2 separate regions of the Homo sapiens genome follow, and region 2 is linked to region 1. Evidence: chromatin contacts called from ENCODE Hi-C or POLR2A ChIA-PET data. All regions are on one chromosome and are shown on one strand. Each heading gives the region's core, a stretch centred on a gene start or an enhancer-like site at or near the end of the contact. The rest is flanking DNA. Distances are from core to core; before and after follow the strand shown.

What was found. A loop is a pair of places that touch in the nucleus more often than their neighbours do. ChIA-PET counts read pairs that join two places held with the same protein, here RNA polymerase II (POLR2A). Pooled maps may share reads with other maps.
Region 2: a loop to region 1 is called in a pooled map, with 4 times the contacts of the local background. The contact joins the enhancer-like site here to the promoter of LINC01281 in region 1. A Hi-C loop is called at or near these places in 4 of 50 pooled maps. POLR2A ChIA-PET finds 5 or more read pairs at or near these places in 2 of 52 experiments (activated CD4-positive, alpha-beta T cell and activated T-cell).

The regions. Positions count from the first base shown.
Region 1 is chrX:39,323,986-39,330,752 of GRCh38, reverse strand. It overlaps LINC01281 (long intergenic non-protein coding RNA 1281), which reads left to right and starts at 3,391. Exons shown (of 4, transcript NR_038968.1): 1 at 3,391-3,530.
Region 2 is chrX:39,868,989-39,876,226 of GRCh38, reverse strand. No RefSeq gene overlaps it. Among named protein-coding and RNA genes, the nearest start is that of MIR1587, 35 kb to the right of the region's middle. RefSeq lists enhancers at 1-442, 443-944, 1,416-1,715. Within about 2 kb of position 5,851, at least 2 of the 41 ENCODE cell types and tissues checked have a DNase peak (open chromatin) inside an H3K27ac peak, as active enhancers do.

The sequences.
Region 1 (6,767 bases), core at 2,142-4,641:
TGTTTTTGTTTTTTGTAAAGACAGGGTCTCACTGTTTCCCAGGCTGGTATTGAACTCTTGGCCTCAAGCGATCTTCCTGCCTCAGCCTCCCAAGTAGCTTGGATTACAGGCACCAGCCACCATGCCTGGCCCTCCCTGCTTCTTAAAATACTTCCATACCTCATTTTTCATGACACAAATTTTGCTCTTTGTCTTCTACTCAACTTCTACAAAGATAACTCCAAGGTTTAGTCTCACAGTCATCTTTTCTTTATCTATACCTACACTCCTAGGTGATCGCATACAGTCTCATGACTTTGAATACTGAAGCATCTATATTCCAGATTTACATTTCCAGCACAGACCCCTCCAAGCTTATAGATAACCTGCTTAGTTTTGTTCATTTGGGTCCTCCAAAAAACAGACTGGATTACAAGTGCAAGAGATTTATTGGAGGAAAATCCTGTCAAGTAAAACAGCAGGTAGGGAGCTAGAGCAGGTGGAGCCTCCAGAGAGCAATGCAGGTCTGACACCTGTGGAAGGAGAGTGAAGGAAGGGGACTTGGGTAGAAAAAGTCTTGGACTGTAGCAGAATTCCAGAAAATGTCCAGCCAGGCTGATGAAGAGTCCTTGAGCCAAGGTTGCCTGTCAGAGGAGTCCCCATGTCCTGCAGGAGTGGACCTGCTTTAGTATCCCTGGTGTCTTCAGTCACTGCCTGGGAGCAGCCTGTGGCAAATGTGGCCTCAGTGTGCAATGTAGAAGGTGGGACCATCAATCAACTTTGCTTCATGCAGCAAGAGATCTAAGTGACACATTTTCACCACCCCAATATCAGTTAACATCTCTTCTTTAATTTCTAACAGACATCTCAAACTTAGCATAGAAAAAAAATGGAATTCTTAATTCTTAATTGTCCTCATCACATATGTATTCCCTTTAAATTTTTGTCATCTTGGTAAATGGCCTCACTTTCTTCCAGATGCTAAAGCCAAAAATCTAGAAATCATTTTTTAATCTTTTGCCCCATTCCCTACATCCAGTCCAGAAGTAAGTCCTTTTGGACTTACCTCCAAAATCTCAAATCCATCTACTTCTTTCCATTTCCACTGCTACAGTCTTATTCCAAACCTCCATCCTCCCTCACCTGTTTTCCTAAATGGCCTCTCCACTGCTACTCTTGCCACCACTATAGCCGATTCTTCACAGCAGCCAAAATGGAACATCCCGCAGGCTGTTGCTTCAGCGGTGCACCATTATAATAGTACTGGAATTTGAGCACACTGCCTTGCTCTGCAATGCCCTATGTGATCTACGCCTGTGTACTTCCTTGTGCTCACCAAGACTGAGGCACACCTTGCTCCTATCTGTTCTTCAGACACTGGTCCACCCTCCCCAGTGCCTTTCTGTTCTCTTCCCCTATCTTCACACCTCTCCCTTCTACTCAGTCTTTAAAGATCATGTCGCCTTTGCTTTCTCAGATAGCCTTTCTCTGACCACCTTTTTAAAAGCAGACCCTTACCCCCACCCAAGTTATACATTAGCAAAAAACAGTGATTATTTCCTTCATAGCCTGTATCACTTTCTGCAATTACCTTGTCTATTCATTTTGTTTACATATTTCTCTGTCTCTCTTTATGCAAATGTAAACTCTATGAGAGCAGGGACCTTGCCTGTCTTGTTTAATGCTATTTCCCCAATGCTTGGCACAGAGCTGAAGATAATAGAAGAGACATATTGACTGTTTGTTGACTACTAAGCGAGTGACTCTCTCTTTAACAAGGGCTCAAAACTGTCCTTCAGGTGCTATTGGTAGCTGTTTCAGGTAGAAATAGGTTTTATTGCATATAACAGTGGCTTAGTCAAATTGTGATTTGCTTCTATTTTTCACAGACCGCGAAATTCAGGGGTAGTCAGTCAGTCTAGGACTGTACCATGGTTCTACAATGCCACCAAGACAGGGGGATTCTTCATGCTTTCATTTGGCTGTCCTGAATGGGTGGCTTTCAACTTTATGCTTGTTGTTTCACGGTCACAAGATGGCTCTCTGCCCTCTTTATAATGTTTTGTACAAGGTAGGAAAAAGAAGGTCAAAGATCAAAAAATATCAATTGGCTGAGTCTCCCTTTTTAAGGAGCTGTCATGGGCTGGGCTGCCCAGAATTCAGACTCTTAGATGGACATTAGCATGTGGGAGATTTATCACGGAGACCTTTTCGGATCAACAAGAGAGATCTGGGTCGTGCACAAAAGATTCTACCATGCAAGCTTTCTTGAAAGCCCATATACTAACTTCTACTTATATTTCAGTGGCCAGAGCTGTAGCATGTAGCTACCTTTAGCTGAAGGTAGCTGCAAAATATAGACTTCTAGTTGGGCCACCATGAACAAAATGAAGGTTCCATTAATAAGAAAGAAGGGGAAAATATTTAGGGTATTTAAGCAGGTGACCAGTGGCCTCTGCCATGGTGCCCCTTCTCTACTCTCTTATCTCTCTTCTCTCTCTTCTCCTACTGTTTTAGCATTAAAAATGAACAAACAAGCAAACAAACCAAACACATAAACAAAGCAAACAAACATGAATAAATCTCCTTCTTCCTTCATTAGCTAATAAACAAAAACTTATTAAAAGTCTCACAAAAACTGTGTAAAAACTTATGTGTATAGACCTTGCAAGGAAGATGGTTGCCACTATGCTAAAGATATTTTGATCTTCACTGGGGCCGACTGAGCCAAGATGAAGAGATGTAGATTCATCCCCAGGAAATACAATATAATGTGGAAACAAACTAATATATGACAACCTGATATAAGACAATACCCTAAGTGGGAGGGGAGGAATGTTCTAAAGGCAAAGGAAACTGAAAAGAGGAGCACCCTGGTCTATGTCAAAGAGACAGGGAAGGCTCCAGAAATGCAGAGATACTGAAGACATCATCATAAGGAAAGAGGAGCATATATTTTGCAGGGGCCAGAGGGGCAGGGAGCTGGATGACAGGCAATATACAACCCAAGCTGGAGGAACTGAGCACTGGGAAGCCAGAATCTAAGCATGGTGGAGACAGAGTGTGGGACAAGCTCAGGCACCTGCAGCAAAAATAGTGCTGGCCAAGGAGCCATAGTCCTTTCCCTGGCTTTTCACTCCTCCCGCCTAGGTCCAGAGATGCTCCTCTGGGCAGATCTCCAAGCTAGGGAAAGTGTGGCCTCTTGACAATATTGCTGGAGAAGGAGGGAGGAATGAGGTTTGTAGCCCGTGGCAGGTGGGTAATGCCTATGAGTGAATTAAATTCACACAAGCAGCCCTTTCACAATCGTCTAGACAGGAAATAGAGAAGGGAGCTCAGTGGAAAACATCAGTTGTGCCCACGCACCCAACTGTTCCAGTAACATAAAAGCAACAGCAGTTGGAGATACTTAAGGCAGCCATGGTATTGACAGAAAAAGACTCTGGATTTGGATTGCAGCTGTAGCATTTATTAAATGCACGTCACAACCTCTCTGAGCTTCGTTTTCCCCACGTTTCAAATGGGATGCAGTGGACCCTGTTGCCTACCCGGTAACTTTTTACCTTCTTTATCCTTTTTTACAAAACCTCAATGTCATTCAGGAATCCTCCTTGTTCAGTGAGGCCACATGCTTCAAAGGAAGCAGGCTGTAGTCTTGGCCTCACGAGCCAGAGAACTGGAGTCTATGCCCTAATTCTCAAATTTACAAGAAATGATTCGCCTAAGTTAAGTATGATGGTCCCACTCCCTTTGGTAGTGATTGGTTACTCATGGGTGTGTAATTTAATTCTGGCCAGTGCTCTGGGAGGGGAAGGCTTTGGAAGCCTTCTGGGAAAGATTTGGATGATAAAGAGAGATGTATTGAGATAAAAACTCTACTTTTTCTATTACACCTTATAATATCTGCAAATGAATTCCAGAACTCCAGCAGCCGTCTTGCGACCATGAGGCGATTTTGCCAAGGACAAAATAATATACCAAGAATGCAGAGGGAAAGATAGAAAGAGCATAAGACCTAGATGACTGAGGTGAATCACTGAATTAACCAATCCTAGAGCATCCACATTTTAGACCTCCTTATTACATGAGGGAGTAAATCCTTTGTTTGAATCAGTTGCACTGAGATTTTTTGTTATTTGCAGTTAAAGGTTATCCAACTGATACAAAAGTTATCTGCTGCAGTAAGGACTAAACACAGTGGCATGTGAAAGTGTCAGTCCAAAGCCAGTACACTAGGTCCATAATATATATTTATTCATTTATTTGAATTCTATTTCATTATAATATCTCTCAAAATCCCAACTACTTATGTAATTTTTTTATTTGAAAATTTTTCTATCTTTGGCTGTCTGGGAGTCACTAGCAATCTGGGCCATTGTCTGGCCTATTAACTATTTGACCTGCTTCCCAACCACTTCTAACTATTGGCCCAGGAGTGGTCCCCAGAGTATGTCTCCTAGCAAGAACCCACAGCATGGGGCTCAGGGCATAAAGACAGGGCCTTTGATTTTTAGCCTAAGGATAATTTCTCCTAGAAAGAATCAGGACATCTTAAAAAGCAGTGTACATTTTTAGAAAATATGATTTAGAAAAATCAGAATTAACTTTGTTTTGAAATTAGTCTCACAACCAAGTTAGGTAACTCCAAATGGAGCTCTGAATTTACAATTTCAGGATTCTTGTATTGCATGTCCAATTTGGGAATTAGTGCATAGACTCCAGATGAAACAATTTGACAGCACAAAACCAATGTACAGTATAAATATTCTTATTTCCTAACTACTTGTCAGCTATTTCCAGTGAGTAAATATTTACACGTTTTCCTCTCCCCCTGTGGAAAGCAGTACTCACATATATGAACATAAATATTTTGGTGTATGTAAATATTTACTCACATGAGCAATATATTTCTTTTTCTAGTCTCTGTTGTAAGTTTTTTAATAACAGAACAATTCCTGCTTACAAATAAGTTCTGATCTTGCAACTCTCCTAAAATATTCTGCAAATGAGAGGCATTTTATGGTAGTGGTTAATTGCTGATTAGTTAGAGCAGCTGGGGATAAATTTGAACTCAGCACCCTACTAGCTGTGTGACCTTGGGTAAGTTCCTTAGTCTTTCTGTGCCCTGAGTTTCCTCATCTGTAAGATGAGAGTAATAATAGTATCTAACTTATAGGATTTTTCAGAATATTAAATAATTTAGTGCATATAAGGTGCTTCACAACACTTGGCATATTGTAAACCTTTAATAATTAAATATTAAAATGAATATTTTATCATTGTCAGTTACAGAAAATGTCATTTTTTTCTATTTAGTATTATATTATGAATATAAATATATTTATAAATAATATCTTAATTTTATGTCTCTTTTTTATCATTCAAAGAATTTTCAAATGCTAACAATAGATTCCATGTGAGTAAATTACCCTAGACTGGCTTTTGATTATTTCTCACAATCCACTGGGTTAGTGGCCATCATTTTTTAAGCACTTACTGTTTGCCAGGCATTGTGTTATGTGCTTTCAAAGGCAACATTTAATTTAATCATCACAGCAACATATGAGGGTTTTCAAACTAAAAAATAGGGCCTCAGTGAGGATAATTAACTCATTTTACATTAAACAACTGGAAAGTGATAGAGTTGAGACTCAAACCCGGGTCTTCTTGATGTGAAAGTCCTTGCTCCAAACCATTATGCGATCTTGTTTCCATCATTTACATAGAGATGTCCCTTGCAGGAAGGGTTCGGTGTTTTAAAATTTTCTTTTGTCAGGAAAGTAGAGTAAATTTTAATTTATGTTCTGGCCTCTGGGAAAATATACATCATTGACAAATCAACATTGCCTCACTCAGAGCCTTATCAACACCATGTTATAAAATGTGGTTGACTGTATGGTGTTGAGACTCACCCCACAGTACCCCATCTTTTGAGTTTTAGCTTGGATTCTTTTCACAGACTCTAGACAAGATACAGAATCTCCCTGCCCCCGATGCTGATCTTGTATTCATGCTGCCCAGCTCCTCCAGATGGTATGTTGAATCGAAATGTTGGATTTCAGCCATGTGGTCCCTGTTCTCAGGAAGCTCCCAGAGACATCCTCTGATTAGGTATCCTTGGCACATGAGGAAATAATGTCTCCCAATTATTGGAATCTTCTCTTGCTCTTGACCACCAGGCCTGTCAGCAATCATTGGACCAAAGCCAATGGTATTTTCCAGTGTCCCATGCCCTTGCAGCACTTTTTCCATACAGCTATAACCCAGATGTCAGGAAACTTACTCTCACTGCCTCCACAGCCACCTGCATCCATAAAGCTGCTGACCACACAGCAGACTATGGTGTCCAGTTACTGACAGGATTCATGTGGCCAGAGCCTACTTGGCCACCTGAATTGCCTTGGAAAGATGACCTACACCTCCCTTTCACCTTCCAAATCTCTCAGAATTATATCAAATGGGCAGAACTCTAGTTCTAAAGTAATGTTCAAAATATGGTTTATTTTGTTTTACATTTTTAATTGACACATAATAATTGTACAAATTTATGCGGTATTGTGTGATGTTTTGATAAATGTATGCATCTTGTAATGAGCAAATCAGAACAATTAGCATATCCATTACCTCAAACATTTATCATTTCTTTGTGGTGGAAACATATAAAACTGCTCTTCTACCTATTTTGAGATATACAATACCTTATTGTTGACTATAGTCACCCTACTGTATAATAGGACACTAGCACTTGTTCTTTCTTTCTAGATGCATCTTTTTACCCATTGATCAGC
Region 2 (7,238 bases), core at 4,602-7,101, 540 kb before region 1:
TGCCAAGTCAAGGTAACAGTCACTTCTGGTTTAAATCATGGTCACTTTTAGGCAAATGCTGTCTCTTCAGGATTCTCCCTCACTCATTCTTCCCAGGCATGAGCTGCAGCCCTGGGAGTGGGAGGCTGGGGGTGGGGGTAGGGGGCGGTGTGGGGCGTGGAGGAGAGGCTGGTCCTACACTGTCCTGGTATTGCGCAAGGGACATGTGTCCGCATGCTGCTATCTGCATCCTGGCCCTACCCACTGGGCCGAGTGGACTTGGACAAAGTGTGCCTGTCCCTCTTGGACTTGAACATGAAACCTGATGTTGTGGCTGGCTACAGCCTCTAGTCCAGAGGCCTTGCATGGTACTCCGCTACATGCCCCAGGCGGGCGCCCTTTGGTGCCATGGTGGCTTGGGTGCCCTTGGCTGCTCTCTCTACTGTGCTGGGGTGTGAGGACCTGGGCCACCCTTGCAATCGCTGCTGAGACACTGCATTTAGCCACAGCCACTTTACCGCCGCAGTGCCAGATGAAAAGTGGACCTCCTCTGTGCGATGTGCAGGCTTCCCTTGCTGCTGGCTGCCATGGCGTGAGGCTCCATCCCCTCTCCTCCCTGTTCCTGTGAACCTCTCTGGGGTTTTCATGCGTCTCCCGTCCCTGTGCGGGAAGAGTCCCAGGCCGGTTACAGGGCTCCCATGGGCACGTAGACCCTTCTACCAGCCAGCCATCCTCTTGAACTGGTGGAACCGTGATTCCCTCTCCCTGTGGCAGAAAAACTGCTCTCATTATCCCACCCCCATTCTTTATATTATGGTGTAAAATCAACGTTCCAAGTCCAAGGCATCTAAAAAATTAAGTTCAGAATTCCAAAGCACCTTCTTTGTTCACATTTGGAAGTCTATGGCTCCCGAGAGCAGCCAGTCTGTGATACATACAGAAGTCTTCCTGGGACCTTAACAACCTTTCTTTTTTCCTTTCTTTTATTTCTTTCTTCTTTTTTTTTGAGACGGAGTCTCATTCTGTCACCCAGGCTGGAGTGCAGTGGCGCGATCTCGGCTCACTGCAACCTCTGCCTCCCATGTTCAAGCAATTCTCCTGCCTCAGCCTCCCAAGTAGCTGGGATTACAGGCACCTGCCGCCACACCCGGCTAATTTTTGTATTTTTAGTAGAGATGGGGTTTCACCATGTTGGCCAGGCTGGTCTCGAACTCCTGACTTCAGGTGATCTGCCTGCCTTGGCCTCCCAAAGTGCTGGGATCACAGGTGTGAGCCACTGAAACTGGCCCCTTTCTCTTAGTAGACTAATATGTATTGAGCACTTCCAATGTGTCTGGCACTTTGCATGGGTTATCATGTTCAATCCTCACAAGTGCCCTGTTAGGATTTCCATTTTTCATATGATGAAACTGAGGCAAAGGGGGTTAAAGAAATTGCTGGATCATTTGCCTCTGGTGCCTTGGCTCACTTCCTTGAGGCCTCACCTCTGCTGCTTCCAGCTGTGGCCTTGGTGGACCATTCCGTGAGGGCTTTGACTCAACTCACACTGACAGCGTCTCACCCAAAGTGAGTACCAGTCATCTCTGCCTTTCATTTTCTGCCCCAGGGCTTCTCTGCTACTGCAGACACGGGAAGGGGGGTTTCCTTGTCAGGCAACACTCACATCCTGGAAAGGAGGCTTGTTCACTCATAGGTCTGCCAGTTGATGCTGGCTGTCCTTAAAGCCCTCAGCTGGGGCTGTTGGTCACATATTTACACACGACCTCTCTGTGTAGTTTGGGCTTTCTCACAGCATGGCGACTAGGTTCCAAAGGTCAGTGTCCCAAAAGAGAGCTCCTGGGCACCAAGCAGAAGCTGTTTGCATGTTGTGACTTAGCATCACAAACCACATGGCATCAGTTCCACCATATTCTATGGGTTGGAAGAGTCACCCACCCAGGTTCAAGGGGAGAGGAAAAAGACACCACCTCTTGAGGGAGTAAGGAGATCCTGGAAGAACATATGGGACCAGAAATATCACTGTGGCCATAATTGAGAAATACAGTGTATCACAACAGAGGTGTCTGGAGACAGAGTGGAAAAGATGTGGCTTAAACATGTTAAATACTTGAATTTGAGGCCAGGTGTGGTGGCTTATGCTTGTAATCCCAGCATTTCAGAAGGCCTAGGAGGGTAGATGGCTTGAGACCAGGAGTTTGAGACCAGTCCGGGCAATGTGGCAAAACCCCATCTCTATGAAAAATACAAAAAATTAGCTGGGCATGGTGTCAAGTACCTGTGGTCTCAGGTACTCAGGAGGCTGAGGTGGGAGGATCACTTGGGCCGTGGAGGTCGAAGCTGCAGTGAGCTGTGATCATGCCACTGCACTCCAGCCTGGGTGAAAGAGTGAGACCCTATCTCAAGAAGAAAAAAAATAATTGAAATAAATAAATAAAACTTGAATTCGGCTGGGTGCAGTGGCTCATGTCTGTAATCCCAGCACTTTGGGGGGCCGAGGCGGGAGGATCACTTGAGCTCAGGATTTTGAGACCAGCCTGGGCAACAAAGTGAGTCTCCATCTCTACAAAAAATTAAAAAATTAGTCAGGCGTGGTTGTGCACACCTGTAGTCCCAGCTACTCAGGAGGCTGAGATGGGAGGATAGCTTGAGTCAAGGAAGTGAAGGCTGCAGTGAGCCATGATCATGCCGCTGCACTCCAGCCCAGGTGACAGACTGAGACCCTTTCTCAAAAAAAGAAAAAAGAAAAGAAAAGCCCTCGAATTCCAGGGAACCAGCCCAAGGAACATCCAGTGCTTCTTTGGGTCCAGACACAATATAGGGGCTGCCCAGCCACCTTGATATAAGAGACACCAAGAGGACACTTACCCCATGTCCTGCAACCCAGGAAATGCTACTTTAGGGTTAGTCTTTGCCATAATTCAGGGATGACTAAGCTGGTAGAGTCACTCTCGCAGGTTTTCTGGAGGGCAGGCTCTTGGAGGTTCTGCAATGGGAATGCACCTTCCCTGCAACTCCACGGCTCTTGGTGGAGACCAAGGCAGACTGTTCCACTCCAGTGGGCTGCGTGTTCTGACACAGGTGAGCAGGGGCTTCTGGAAGCACACGGGAGAGGCACCTACCCCAATAGGGCCTGCTGTGTCGGCTTGGGTTGACGCCTTTTCTAGAGGAGGTGACATCTGAGCAGGATGGTGAATGACGAGTAGGAGTTGACCAGAATAGGAGGGGGTGGTGAAGAGGCTGGAGCATGAGGGAAGTGGTGAGGGGAAGGGAGAGAAGGATGGACGGAGTGCTGGGACCACATTTGCCAGGCCTGTCAGGGAACTGGGATTGATGGTTTGATTGGTTTTCCCTTCCCTTTGTCCAGGACATCAGGAAATGCCTAGATTTTGGTGTGTGGCGGTGGGCGGGTACGGGGCTAAGAATATATACCAGGTGGCTGTGGAAAGAGAGAGGTGGGTGGGGGAAGGAGAAGAGGGAGAAGGAGGACAAAGAAGGGAAAAGAGGAGGGAGAGAGGAAGGGGGGAAGAGAAAGGAGGAGAAAGAGAAGAAGAAGGGGGAAGACGAAAAAGAGGAAGGCCGGGCGCGGTGGCTCATACCTGTAATCCCAGCACTTTGGAAGGCCGAGGCAGGTGGATCACCTGAGGTCAGGAGTTTGAGACCAGCCTGGCTGACACGGTGAAACCTCGTCTCTACTAAAAATATAGAAAATTAGCCAGGTGTAGTGGGGTGTGCCTGTAATCCCAGCTACTTGGGAGGCTGAGGTGGGAGAATCACTTGGACCCGGGAGGCAGAGGCTGCAGTGAGCCAAGATCGTGCCACAGCACTCCAGCCTGGGCAACAGAGTGAGATCCTGTCTCAAAAAAAAAAAAAAAAAAAAAAAAAAAGAACAGAAGGAGAAAGAGGGAAAGAGGAGGGGGAAAAGCAAGAGAAGAATGAGAAAGTGGAGTAGGAAGAGAGAGGTAAAAGAAGAGGCTTCTAGGACAAAGGACTTTTTCATAATGTGGCCTTGAGCCAGCCTGGGCACCTTGACTAATCTGAAAGCCTTTGCTTTGGGGACCTTCCCTTGCCTGTTTATGTCCTGTAATTGCTCATTTATTCATCCATTCCATCCACAGGTACTTACTGTTTGGCCTCTACTTCCTTATATGTTAACTTAAGGTTTTCTTTGCATGTTTTTTCACTTTAACAAATAGATATTGGGATACAGCGTAACAAATACAAGTGAATCTACTGGCCAATGGAACAGCGTATTTGAGATCTGTAGTCCAGTGTGTTCACTGCTGCATTTTCCTTCCCTCCCTCCTTCCATCAGCCCACCCACTCTCACTTAGCAAGTTTTGGCTTGAGAGCTTGCTCCGTGCCGGGAATAGGACGTGGCAGTTCATGTGCTCAGTATCAGCTAGGATTAGCTTTGGCTGAGAGTAACCAAAAAACCCCACATGACATTGGTATGTCCAAGATAGCATTCACTTTATCCCTCGTGTTCAGAAGGTCCAGATTTAGGCAGTGCCAGGAAGCGCTGGCATTGTACAGGGTTAGGGACACCGGCTCCTTGTTGTCTGCCAGGTATGGCTTCTAACATGGTTGAAAACCATGTCTCAGCTACGTGCAGTGGCTCATACCTGTAATCCCAGCAGTTTGGGAGGCCAAGGTGGGAGGATCCTTTGAGCCCAGGGGTTCAAGACCAGCCTGGGCAACATTAGCGAGAGACTCCATCTCTAAAAAAAAATAAGCCAGGTGCGATGGCACATGCCTGTGGTCCAAGCTACTAGGGAGGCTGAGGTAGGAGGATCTTTTGAGCCCAGGAGGTCGAGGATACAGTGAACCATGGTCACACCACTGCATTCCGGCCTGGATGACAGAGCAGGATCCTGTCTCAAACAACAACAAATAAAATACCATATCTAGACTTTCTTTGACAGTCCTCCCAACCAGGTGGAGCCTAATTCTCCTCTGAATATGGACCAGACATTTCCAATGAATTGAATGAACCAGAGGTGATGCTGTGAGGCCAGGTTGGAAAAGGTGATATGGCTTTCACCTCTCTCTCTCTCTCACTCCTTCTCCCCCTCGCCCTCTCTCCCTCTCTCCCTCTCTCCCTCCCTCCCACATGTCTTTGAAGCACTGAGCTGCCATTTAAGAATTTGGCTACCCTGAAGCTGCCATGTTGGAGAGAGATGCCCAAGGTATCCCAGATATTCTATTCTGCACAATCCACTCCCCACCCCTGCCAGTCTTCACAGCCCAGCTGCCAGACACGTGACTCTGCCCCGACACACATTTCTGCCCCTTCTGGAGCCTGCTAAGCCCACCACCCCACTTGGAGACAGCCTTCTTTTTTTTTTTTTTTTTTTTTTTTGAGACGGAGTTTCATTCTCGCTCTGTTGCCCAGGCTGGAGTGCAGTGGCACGATCTCAGCTCACTGCAAGCTCCGCCTCCCAGGTTCACACCATTCTCCTGCCTCAGCCTCCCGACTAGCTGGGACTACAGGCGCCCGCCACCATGCCCGGCTAATTTTTTGTATTTTTAGTAGGGACGGGGTATCACCATGTTAGCCAGGATAGTCTCGATCTCCTGACCTCGTGATCCGCCCACCTTGGCCTCCCAAAGTGCTGGGATTACAGGCATGAGCCACCGCGCCCCTTCGGAGATAGCCTTCTTGAGGGTAGAGGTCTCCCTAGAGCCTGCAATGGGGCCCTCTGGGGTCCTGAGGACACCGACATGCCTGCTGCCTGGGTTGGCAGCTGCTCACCATCTTTGCACTATCTTCTTACTGACAGCCCCCAGGTGACTCAGAACGTGTGGTTGACGTGGAGCCACTCAATTTCCTGCCTCGCCTCTCCTCTGGCCTCCTGGCTTGCAACCAAGTCTTCCTATCTGGGGGGTTGAGGGTGCTGTGGCTTCACACTGGCTTTCTCAGCTCCTCCCTCTCCTGCAGGGACTAGGTTGGCGGATCAAGGGAGGAGGAACAGTGGCCCTCATCCCTTCCAGTGCAGTGGGAATGGCACTAGATTGGAGATCTAGGCTGTCATCCAGGCTCTGCCACTAACTGGCTCCTGAGACTTGGTAAATCCCTTTACCCCTGGTCACAGTTTTCTTATCTACAAAGCCTTCATAGATTGAGGCTTTGTAATGCTCTAGTACAGTCATGTGTCACTTAATGAAGGGGATATGTTCTGAAAAATGTTTGGTTAGGGGATTTCGTCATTGTATGAACATCATAGCATATATTTCTACGAGCCTATGTGGTATAGCTTACTACACACTTAGGCTACATGGTATAGCCTGTTGTTCCTAGGCTACAAACCTGTACAGCATGTACTGTACTGAATACTGCAGGTAATTGTTATACAGTGGTATTTGTGTATCTAAACATCTCTACACATAGAAAAGTTACAGTAAAAATACAGTATTATAATATTACGGGACCACTGTCGTATATACAATATGTTGTTGACTGGTACGTCATTATGTGGTGCATACTTGTATTTATTGAGTGTCCACACTATCCTGGGGTTAGGCTCTTTGGAGGATCCCAAAGAAATTATATCATTTAGTGATTTTTCCATTGTGAACCCAACCCAATTCAATATTAGCAAAAGGGGAAATTGATTGGTTTATGTTACTGAATGGTCCAGAGGTAACCTACTTCAGGTATGGCTTCATCTAGGGCTTAAATGATGCCACCAGCACCCATTATCTGCTCTGTTTCCTCTGGATGGGTTTCATGGTTACACACAGTAGTGGTTCCCTGCCCCCACCCCCCAACCCCATCCAGATTCCTGGAACTTCCAGCCCCCATTCCTGCCACCTGCCCACCCAATTGTAGCTGCTCTACTCTAGAACTCACATGCTGTACAACCAAACCCAGCCCAGAAGAGAGACCCTGTGTTCCAGCATTCCCATCAAGAATCCTGATATTCACTCTGATTGGACCAATTTGGTCATGTGTATCTTCCCTTTTGAATTAAGCCAATCTGGTTGATCCCTAGAGCTGGATGTGCAGCCAACTCCAACTCCCTAAACTGCCTGGCTGGGAGAGGGAGGAAATAGATACTGGCCACTTGTGTGTGTGTGTGTGTGTGTGTGTGCGTGTGTGTGTGTTAGGATGGGGGTGGCTTATTCTTAAAGATCTTACTCAGAAAGGAGGCTGAGGCAGGAGGATCACTTGAGCCCAGGAGGTCAAGGCTGCCATGAGGTGTGAATGTGTCATTATACTCCAGCCTGGTCAACAGAGAAAGACACTGTCTCGAAAAAAA